Regions from separate parts of the Homo sapiens genome. Here region 2 is linked to region 1. The links are chromatin loops, found by intact Hi-C in ENCODE. Cell type or tissue: PC-3. All regions are shown on one strand.

Evidence for each region. Hi-C counts contacts between places; a loop is a spot of excess contacts. Peaks named below come from ENCODE experiments on the same cell type or tissue, not always from the same donor. Only the 100,000 strongest peaks of a DNase experiment are listed, where the experiment ranks them.
Region 2: it touches region 1 in a loop (5-fold over the local background); 2 of 110 quality-filtered maps call a loop at or near these places.

The regions. Positions count from the first base shown.
Region 1 is chr3:157,782,907-157,787,906 of GRCh38, reverse strand. No RefSeq gene overlaps it. Among named protein-coding and RNA genes, the nearest start is that of VEPH1, 280 kb to the right of the region's middle. In PC-3, no CTCF peak of the experiment used is centred here; DNase peaks (open chromatin) are centred at 1,496 and 2,646; H3K4me3 peaks cover 1,642 bases; H3K27ac peaks cover 2,723 bases.
Region 2 is chr3:158,165,942-158,170,941 of GRCh38, reverse strand. All of the region lies in intron 3 of RSRC1 (arginine and serine rich coiled-coil 1), which reads right to left. Among named protein-coding and RNA genes, the nearest start is that of RSRC1, 58 kb to the right of the region's middle. RefSeq lists an enhancer at 4,768-5,000. In PC-3, no CTCF peak of the experiment used is centred here; a DNase peak (open chromatin) is centred at 2,661; H3K27ac peaks cover 1,076 bases.

The sequences.
Region 1 (5,000 bases):
AAGAGAAGAGTCAAGGATGATCCCTGGGTTTCTGGCTTGGAGAATGAGATCTTTCTCTCCCCTAAGAAGGGGAAAACAGGAGGAGCAGGTTTGGGTTGGTAAGCTCAATTTTGGTACATTGAGTTGGAGGATTCTGTGGGATAGCAGTGTGATGAAAAAAAATCTAATGGGTGGTGGTGTATATCAATCTAGACTTTGGATGAGAGATTTTACTAAGATTTCTCAGGTGAGGGAGCTAAAATCTGAAGTAGACATTAAAGAAGTTAGTACTGTGTGTCTGGCACATATAGGATGCAGATGCAAGTGAATATATCACTGAATAAATTAATGGAGTTGTGGATTCTTTGGAATTGGAGGAAGCTTCAAGGACCATCTAGTCTAATAGATTACACAGTAACTTAAGTTGGATTCAGAAACCTAGGCTTTATGAATTTAGATCCAGTTGTCTTTCTGCTCTATACTGCTGCTGGGGTGGACATAGAAGAGAGAACTGAATGAAGAAAAGCATGAAAGAGGAAACTGGCTTGGTGAGAGCAAGAAGCAGGAGTTTGCTACCAAGTAGTGGTAAATGAGGTGACCATCCCTGACTCTCACCCAACACCAACACACCAGACCAACTTCTGAGGTCCTATAATGGTAGGCAGGGGAGAGGCCTCTTGAATGGCATTCCTAAAAGGCAGTCAAATTTTCACGGCTTGTCCACCTTCTGGAGGCCCAGATTTCTCCCCCTTTGTTTAGGTGAGGGGTCACTTTGCCTCTATGTGAGAGTTATGAAGGGCTGCTTTGTTCTGGGAGAAATTTTGTCACCTGTACAAGTCAAAAGCCATGATTTCCATGGCTCTGTGAACTCAGGCAAAACCATGGATTTTCATAAAGAAAGATTCAATTGTGTAATAGCTTTCTCACTGCCGTGATGTTTCAGGACAACCTGACTGTAATGTCATTTCCATGCTTCTAAATTGTTTTTTATCACAGATGAAATGAAATGAAGCTGTTAATGACAAGCTGAATGGGAAATGCATCTGGCAGCCCTGTGAGGGATGAATCAGCTGCCCTCTCCTCGTGAGAGCAACACCTTGCTTTTATTTTGCCCAGCTCTTCAAAGTGAAATGGCAAATAGCATTAGCAGATCAGGCCGGGAGGACTGAAGGCAACTTTGTGGTGTACGTAATTTGGTGCTTCTTTGCTGCTGGATGTATTTGTGTTAAGTGCCCCCATCTATTCAAATATCAGAGGAGGAATTTTTGAATTTGGGTAGTACTGACTCTCTTAGGTTGGTAGGGAGTTTGCAGGGTAGATTGTGTGATAAAGAAAATTAACCATTTCTTGAGGCTGGCCTCCTTGAGGCTGGCCTCCTTGAGGCCTGGGTAAAAGGTTATAAGGACAGATCTCATTAGGCTGAAAGGTGTTTTATATTATCAAAGCAGGGCTTTCTCAAGGCAGTTTGTCCTTTTGCCTGGGGGAAGATGAGTTTTCTAAATGACTCAACTACTTTTTGGCATACTTTTGCATTTGGTTCATTTCCAGGTACCAGAAAGAATGTAAATATGGAATGAATCAACTTTTTCCACATTTTTCTCTAGCAGTTCTTTTATGAAGAACAGATTTTCCATAGAGGAAATTTAAAAATACATAAAACTGAGAAACGATGGTGTTGTTGAGAGCGGCCTCATTTTCCATGTCACTTTGTAACTGGCAATGCACACTGTATTCAAATGGCATTAATATAAAGTATAGAGTTTGTTTCAATTAGCTTCATTTCTCCTCAAGATGAGAAATTATCATAAATCCCTGAAATAACAGTTGACTCAGAGATGCTTGTGTCATTGCACTGGGATTTTTTTACAGCTTTTCTTAAAAAAGCTACACTTAGTTATAAAAATGATTAAACTCTCATTTAATGCATTTGATATGGGCCTTTTGCCTAAATTAGGAATGAGGAGAGGAGGGCAATACTGTAACTCAAAGACAGAAAAATTATACTTTTGCAGTAAATTTGGGTAGAATATTTTTCCCATTTTAGAGCATTTTTCTACATGGAACCCAAGAATTTTCATTAGCATTCAGTTCAGATTTTTTTGTTGGATGCCACTCTTTTGAATGATTTGAAAATATTTTTCTGGTGCATCTGTAAACATCTGAAAATTCGATATTTGGTAAAAGACAATTGATATGGACAGCTCAAAAAGCCAGAACTTTATGCAAAACAGTATCTGGATTGCCATCTAAATGAAAACCGCATGTCAAACAGATGCCATAAATATGAATTCAGACAAATGCCCATTGATAGTTTTTCTGTGGTGCATCTTAGATGGTTCAGTGAGTTACAGATCTTGTGAAGTGCAGCCTGTTTGGTATGCTGAAGGCAAGTTAAAGTTCCCTTCCTTTCTATTGTGACACTACAAGTCTAACCTTTATTGTCAGGGTCTCAGCTGAATTTTCTAACAGCACATGAGTGGGAATTCATGGAAATAGCATGTGTTTCACCAGTTTCCTTTATTTCTCCCTCAGGACAAGCAGCTGTCAGGTCAGCCCCCCATTGCAGAGCTTGAAGCCATCAAGAGCAGGGATATATTTGCCTTGTTCTGAGGGCAGGCTTTCTGCTGACTCCGGAGATCACATAAATACCTTCAGGCCAGTGTGTCTGAGTCATCAGTGAGTGACCTCCTTGACAGGCTGAAACCACAAAATGGGACTTATGGAGCCGGCGAAGCAGGCTGCCCAGCTCCAGGTTCAGCTGAAGCAATCAACAGAAGGGGAGATTCGTTCATGTTCACACTCCCATTTTTCTACATGGTAGGAAACTAATTCCAGAGAGTAATAGTAGTGTAACAATGCATACACATAACTTTCATAACCCCGTTACCTCCAGTGCTTTACAATGAAATCCAGAGTCCGTGATAGAACATGTTCCTTAAGTTCTTTATAGTTACAACTAGACATAGTTTTAGAAAGGAAGCTTGACTTTTTAAAATATGAGTTTAACATCTTTTCGTTAGCAGACCTCACTTGGGTGAGGTAAGGAAGGCTAGTTTTGCTATTAACCTAGCTTGCTTCCCTAGGTCATGGGACGTGAGCTTCCTAGGATGAGAAGGGAGGAAGATGCCAGTCTTTGTTTTCAAGTGGTTGCCATTGTTGTGTGGAGTTGAGAGCTCATTTACTTTGTGTCCTTAAAAAGTGTATTTCTCTGTTTTTTCTCAGTAATAATTTCTAACACTAACTTATTGCTAGACTACTCACCTAGATCATTGTATTCACTTCTTGAAATAACCCTGTAATTAATATTATTGGCCTGAGGGTGAAACCAAAGCTGATGGGATAAATAACTTGCCGGAAGTCATGCTAATAAGGGGTAACTGACCAATTTGAATCTGCCTATCTGCCCACAGAGCTTATATTCTTCTTCATTTACCGAGGCTTGAAAAATGTGTGAACCAGCCAAGGGATGTACTAATTTTGTCTTCACACTGCAGGTCTGATGGGAATGTGGAACAACTGCATTTATTAAGTACACTTAGTACATTGTTTTTAAGTTTTTGATTTTTTTTCATTTATTCAACAAACATGTAGTAAAAACTTTCTACTAGGTGCTGGGGATATAGCTATGAACAAAACGAGTAAAGAAAAAACCTTCTATGTAGAAGTCAGAATGAGGCAGAGTGAGAACTCAACCTGCTTTTGCTAAAGGGAAGGAAGAGGCTATGACTCAAAGAATACAGACATCATGTAGAAGCTGGGCAAGGCGCTAGGAGATGGATTCTTCTCTAGAGACTCCATAAAAGGAACGCAGCCCTGCTAACATTTTGATTCTAGCCCAGTAAGATCCATGTCAAACTTTTAACCTATAGAAGTGTAAGATAAAAAATTTGAATTGTTTTATGCCACCAAATTTGTGGTAATTTGTTAAAGCAGCAATAGTAAACTCATGCAGATGGCACTGAAAGATTTTCCTCAGAGTCTGGGCATCATCAGATTTGCTGTCTTCATGAGATTCTTGCACTAGCAGTGTAGAGCCTGGATCACTGGGGCCAAGGCTAAAGGCAGAGAGATGAACTAGGAGGTACTGTAAAGACAAAACAACAGAGAGTCAGAGTCCACCATAAGGCAGTGGATTTGAGTTTGTTTGCTTGTTTGGCAAAGCATTTGTAGAATAAATGTTGTAAAGCTGAAGAGAAGGAGCCAGAGATGAGCACGTTTTAAAAATTGAGGATAAGGGGCTGGGCGCGGTGGCTCACGCCTGTAATCCCAGCACTTTGGGAGGCCGAGGCGGGCGGATCACAAGGTCGGCAGATCGAGACCATCCTGGCTAACACGGTGAAACCCCGTCTCTACTAAAAATACAAAAAATTAACGCCGGGCGTGGTGGCGGGCGCCTGTAGTCCCAGCTACTCTGGAGGCTGAGGCAGAAGAATGGCGTGAACCTGGGAGGCGGAGCTTGCAGTGAGCCGAGATCGCGCCACTGCACTCCAGCCTGTGCACTCTAGCCTGGGCGACAGAGCGAGACTCCGTCTCAAAAAAATAATAATAATAAAAATAAATAAATAAAAAAATTGAGGATAAGGAGAGACACTTGTTGTTGTAGGTGTCTGAGTGCGTAGGAAAAGAAGAGACAGGTGTCAGCCTGTGGGATAGGCAGGATGTGTTGCGAGGGAGAGTGTCACTATTTCTGGTGGAATTTTGGAGCAATGCTAGTGATGCTGCTTATGATGGAGATGGTGGAGTGATAGTGATGGTAGGAATGGGAGTATTTGGGCATGGATAGAAGGAAATGGAGGCACCCAGGTATGAGGGCTTCTCTATTTCTTTGTGGAGAAGAAGGGGAGTGCATCAACTGAAAGCCAGGAAGGTAGAGGTTCACAATAGCCCCTGTGCAGAGTGGAGGGGGTGGGGCAGGCTTAGTGGTGTTAAGCCTTGCCCTTTTTGGCATCACTTTTTGAGGTTGTATTATATATATATATATAATATATATATAATATATATATTTAATATATTATATATTA
Region 2 (5,000 bases), 380 kb before region 1:
CCATCATGCAGTTCCACATGACTGGGGTGGTTCTTGGGGCAAAGCAGAGAAAGAAAAGAGAGAGGAAAAATGAATAAGAGCTCTACATTCCATATTTGGGGCTGCCTTCAAAGGAGGGCTGGGGAGAAAAGATGGGAAAAATGAAGAAAAAATTTAAAAAAACAATAATTGCCCCTAAACACTCTGGCTTACAGGATCTCCTTTCCCCATAGTCTAGTTAGAAATATGAGGGTTTTCTCTGAGGGTCTTTGCTTCCCTTGCCCACTGTGCAATTCTACAACTGGGACTACTCTGAGTCAAATCCAGGACAGCAAAGAGGAAATAAAAATGAGCAACTCAGTGCATATGAGACACTTCTTTAAGTTTTGAGTATCCTCCCCAGTCTACTTGCTATTGTTTCCAAACTGTAAAGTAGTTGCTGCTAGTATTCGGTCCAGCATTTTTAGTTGTAATTAGTGGGGAAAATGGGCTGAGTGGATTTATTCGATCTTTTCAAGCACCAAAAGTCTAAAGGACTTCACAGGTATGCTTTCTTGTTTAAACCCTCACATTATTCCAGAAACATATATACTATACAATAAAAATGGTAAAAGGGAGAACAAGGAAGAGCAAAAGCAAACAGAAAAAAAAAAAAGGCAGACCAGAAAGAGGTTAACATATAAAAGAAGACATAAGGCCCTTATATTTGCTAGAATTAAACAAAAAATCTGGCTTCAAGTTTTGCAACAGCTGCCTCAAAAGAAGCAAGGTCATAATGTTCATAGAATAAAAATAAGCCAGGTGAACAAATTAGGTACAACTAAGCCTAATCTTGAGATTTTATTTTATTATTAAACTCTCCAATAAATTTCACAGGGTAATTTCCAATAATTTCCCTAAATGCCAAGAGACAATTCCATAAAATCAATTCTAAAGAAGATCAATATAGTAAGCCCAGATATAAGACTTGGGCTTAAATAAGGGGTTGATTTTAAACTAAAAAAGAAATACGTATACTATATATCCTTAAGCATTACAGCATAAATATTCTTCTTGGCAAAGTTTTGAAAGGTTCTACATAATAGTAAGATTATATTCTCTGACAAGTACCTGGTGAGCAACTATTTTATGTAGCCACTGTAGTACAGAGACATATATCGTAACAGTCAACCCAGAGAGGGTTAGAAGTACCCTCTTATAGAAACTGAGGATCTTAATAAAAAAGACCACAGTCTGAACAGAATGAGTAACCTATCCCATTCATTAGGTGAGCCAAGAGAAGCAGATGGGGTTAGGGCCAAGATTTCTTTCAGAATGCAATTCTGAATCTTCTCACAGAGAAAAACAGGCAATCAAAACAAAAAATAAGGCAGCAATAATTGTACTCTAGGAGAAGTTTAAAGAGAATATAATCTGTCAACTGAAGAATGAGGTTCATAAATTTGGAAAGTAGAAAGAGCTTTATTTCTCATAAAGGGTTTGCAGCATTCCAACAGGCTAGGAGATATAGCTTCTGGCCAGAAGCCAGAAGCAAACACTTCCAGGGTGGGAAGAATAAGATAGGGATTTATGCTGAATGAGGTGGCCAAATACACATAATCAGTAAACTATAGCAGGAGTCATTAATATTTGTGAAAGGAGAAACATGCATATGCACAATTCAGTTTCATGCCCATCCCTGGGACTCATGCTCAAAAACGGAAGGGTTAGCATAATCCTTTGAGTTTTCATCCCTCTGATGTCAAAAGGTGAAGCAGAGGACACAAAAACTCTCACTGTACATACTTTGTGGTTGGTGGTCTCTTACTGAAAGAAATACTAGTTGGTTGTTTTGTGAAAACCACAAAAGGGAAAGGCAGCATCACGCTGATATTAGGGGTGAAGGGAGTCTTTCCAAAGGGCTGGTTTCTATTTAACTCTTAGGGAAGGAAGTCTAATGGCTGTTATTATAGGGAGCGGGAACAACGAGGTGGGTTCAACCTCCCATCCGATCTTGTGAAGGCTGGCGACTCACTTTTCAAAGCTTCTCTGGGGTCCCCTTGGCCAAAAGGGGGTCTGTTCAGTTGTTTGGGGAGCTTAAAATTTCATTTTAATTTCTCAAACCAAAAGCAACCTTAGCTATACAAGAAATCCAATACAGTACCCCAAAATGGTTTTAAGCAATGTTAACTATTTGTTATATCCTCCAACATTAACTAATAAACTAGTTACTAGTTCTACAGCCAAGAAACCAAGTATCATTATTATCTAGATAATCCCTGAGGCACTTGTACCAAAAATTATAACCAAAATTGCAACAATTATAATCTTAACGAATAGTAACAAAATAAACCCTTCTCAACTATGTCCACCATCTTAATAAAATAGAATTTATAACAAAAACTTTACCAAAGTGTTTTTTAAAAAATCTATAAATAAAAAGAATGAAAATCACTGAGATGTTTTAATATGTCAAAATGAGAGTGACTAAACAAATCACATGGAAAAACCACTCTTGTTCTCCTATTGGTACGTATGCTTCAATGTGACATCAGTTAATTTTTTATTGCATAATAAACTGTCTCAAAACTTTAAAGCTTAAAACAACAAACATTTATTATTTCACACAATTCTCTAGATCAACTGGAGGTTCATCCAGGCTCAGTGGGTATGACTAATTCTTGTGGTTAGCTGGATCAGCTGAGTCATTTGATGGTGGTAGAAGCTAAATGATCAAGGGCAATAATAGTCCACAAATTCTTCCTTAAAGGGCTAGATAATAAAAATGTTAGGCTTGCAGTGGAGAGCGGGGGATGAGGTCTCTGTAGCAACTATCCAACGCTGCTATTGTAGAGGGAAGCCACAGACAATAAACAAATTAGTGTAGCTGTGTTTCAATAAAATTTTATTTACAAAAACAGGCATAAAACAGTTAATCTGACTTTGCTAAACCCAGGTCTACGATACCCTCCCTCACTCACAAGTCTGATGGTAGGTAGACTGACAGCTTTTAGGGAACTTGGCTAGAATGTCTCGCCTTTGCTCCCTAGTTTCTTACCTTCAAAGAGGCTAACCAGAGGTTCCTGACGTAGTTGTACCACAGATCCAAAAAACAGCAAGTGAAGCCAAGCCCCAATGTGCATGGCTGTCTTGGTTATGTCCATATGCTTGAAGAAACTGAAGTACACAGGAATCCTAGAGTAACATTTTCCTTCTAGTTATAACTAGCACATATTAATATATCTAATTATTTACCAGTGTAGTTAAATATACAGATGAAAGCCAACAAAATAACATTAAAATACTGCCCCATTTTTCTAGAACACTGTCCCATTTTCTAACAACATTTTCATACTTTCTGCACAAACTTATGAAACATAAAAAGGATTTACTTGAGTGAAATATTAACATTTTGCCCATTTAAGTTTAGCAATAAGTGCCTCACAACTGCAATTCCCTAAAATAACCACCTAAAGCTAGATTTAGAAAACATACCTGGGCACAGTGGTTCACGCCTGTAATCCCAGCCCTTTGGAAGGCCAAGGCGGGTGGATCACTTGAGCCCAGGAGTTTGAGACCAGCCTAGGCAACATGGTGAAACTCTGTTTCTACAAAATACACAAAAATTAGCTCTGTGTGGTGGTGTGCATGTGCCTGTGGTCCCAGCTACTCAGGAAGCTGAGGTGGGAGAATCCCTAGAGCCTGAGAGGCAGAGGTTGCAGTGAGCCGAGATCGTACTACTGCACTGCACCTTGGGTGACAGAGTGAGACCCCACTTCAAAAAAGAAAAGAAAAAAAGAGAGAGAGAAGAAAATATACCACCACAAAAATAAAACAGACCCTAATCCAAAATCTAAAATTTAAAATCCAATTTACAGCCTCAAAGGATAAAACAATTGTGACAACTTGATAGATGTACAGAATGTATAATTCTGACTACAAAAAAAAGGGAATTCTATCCTAACCACTAAGTTGTTATTTTTCTTTTATTCTAAGCTATAAAAACAAGATGAGCATTTCCCAATAGCCAAAGACAAAAAAAATTCTATTAAGATACAATCTAAGTTTGTAGAAGTTCGGGTACTTATTGTAAACAAGCAATCTATGTATTAGTTTCACGTTTCCTCTTTCTCTTAAAATATGTGTTCAAAATATTCAAAAGGTATTAACAAAAAGCAAAAGGAAGTTCATAATTCTAGCAGAGAACAAGTTGATTGATTTGAGAGATTAAACAGTTCAATCCATTTGTTTCTAAATACTGAAACAATAGACTAAAGTCCACAGTAATTAAGTCAGTTCCTAAGAAATATGCATTGCCTGATTCACATTTAAGCCTCCAAATTCTTGAATAATGAACTTGTTAAGGGAACTAAATACACACATCTAGTTTCAATAAAGTTGGCAATACCTTAAAATATTCTGCATAAATAATTTTAACCTTAAGCATTAACATTAAGGAAATGATTAGAACCACATTTTTCATAACAAAAGGGCATAATTGACCGTTATTTTATTAGCCTACAATTTGCTTCACCTCTGTTTTCTTAAACCTTTCTAATGGCATATATATCTTGACAACCTCCCACACATGGTTATGATTACGTGTAACAAGACAACAAGCTCATTGAAAACCTTTACAGATGCTTAGCTAATGGGATGTCACATTAAATCTGATATCATATGATTAAAAAACTTTATATCAATTATATTATAAAGAATGACACACTATTTAAAATTGACATTCAAAGATTTCTAAATTATTTCGATAAAAGCACTACATTACTAATATACTTATTTAAGAAACTTTTAAAAGTAAATGTAGACATTACCCAGCTTATCCCCGTCACACAATTTGCCTGTTATCATGTGTCCTTGTGGGGATAGGTGCAAAAAATATGTATAGCTTTCAACATCTTAGATATAGATGCTTCTAACTACAAAACTCTGGTAAATGTCAGAATTGGATTTGACTACTTCTTACTTCCTCTCTTAATGCTTAATGACTAATTCCTTAGAGATGTCCTTAAAAGCCCTAAAATGTT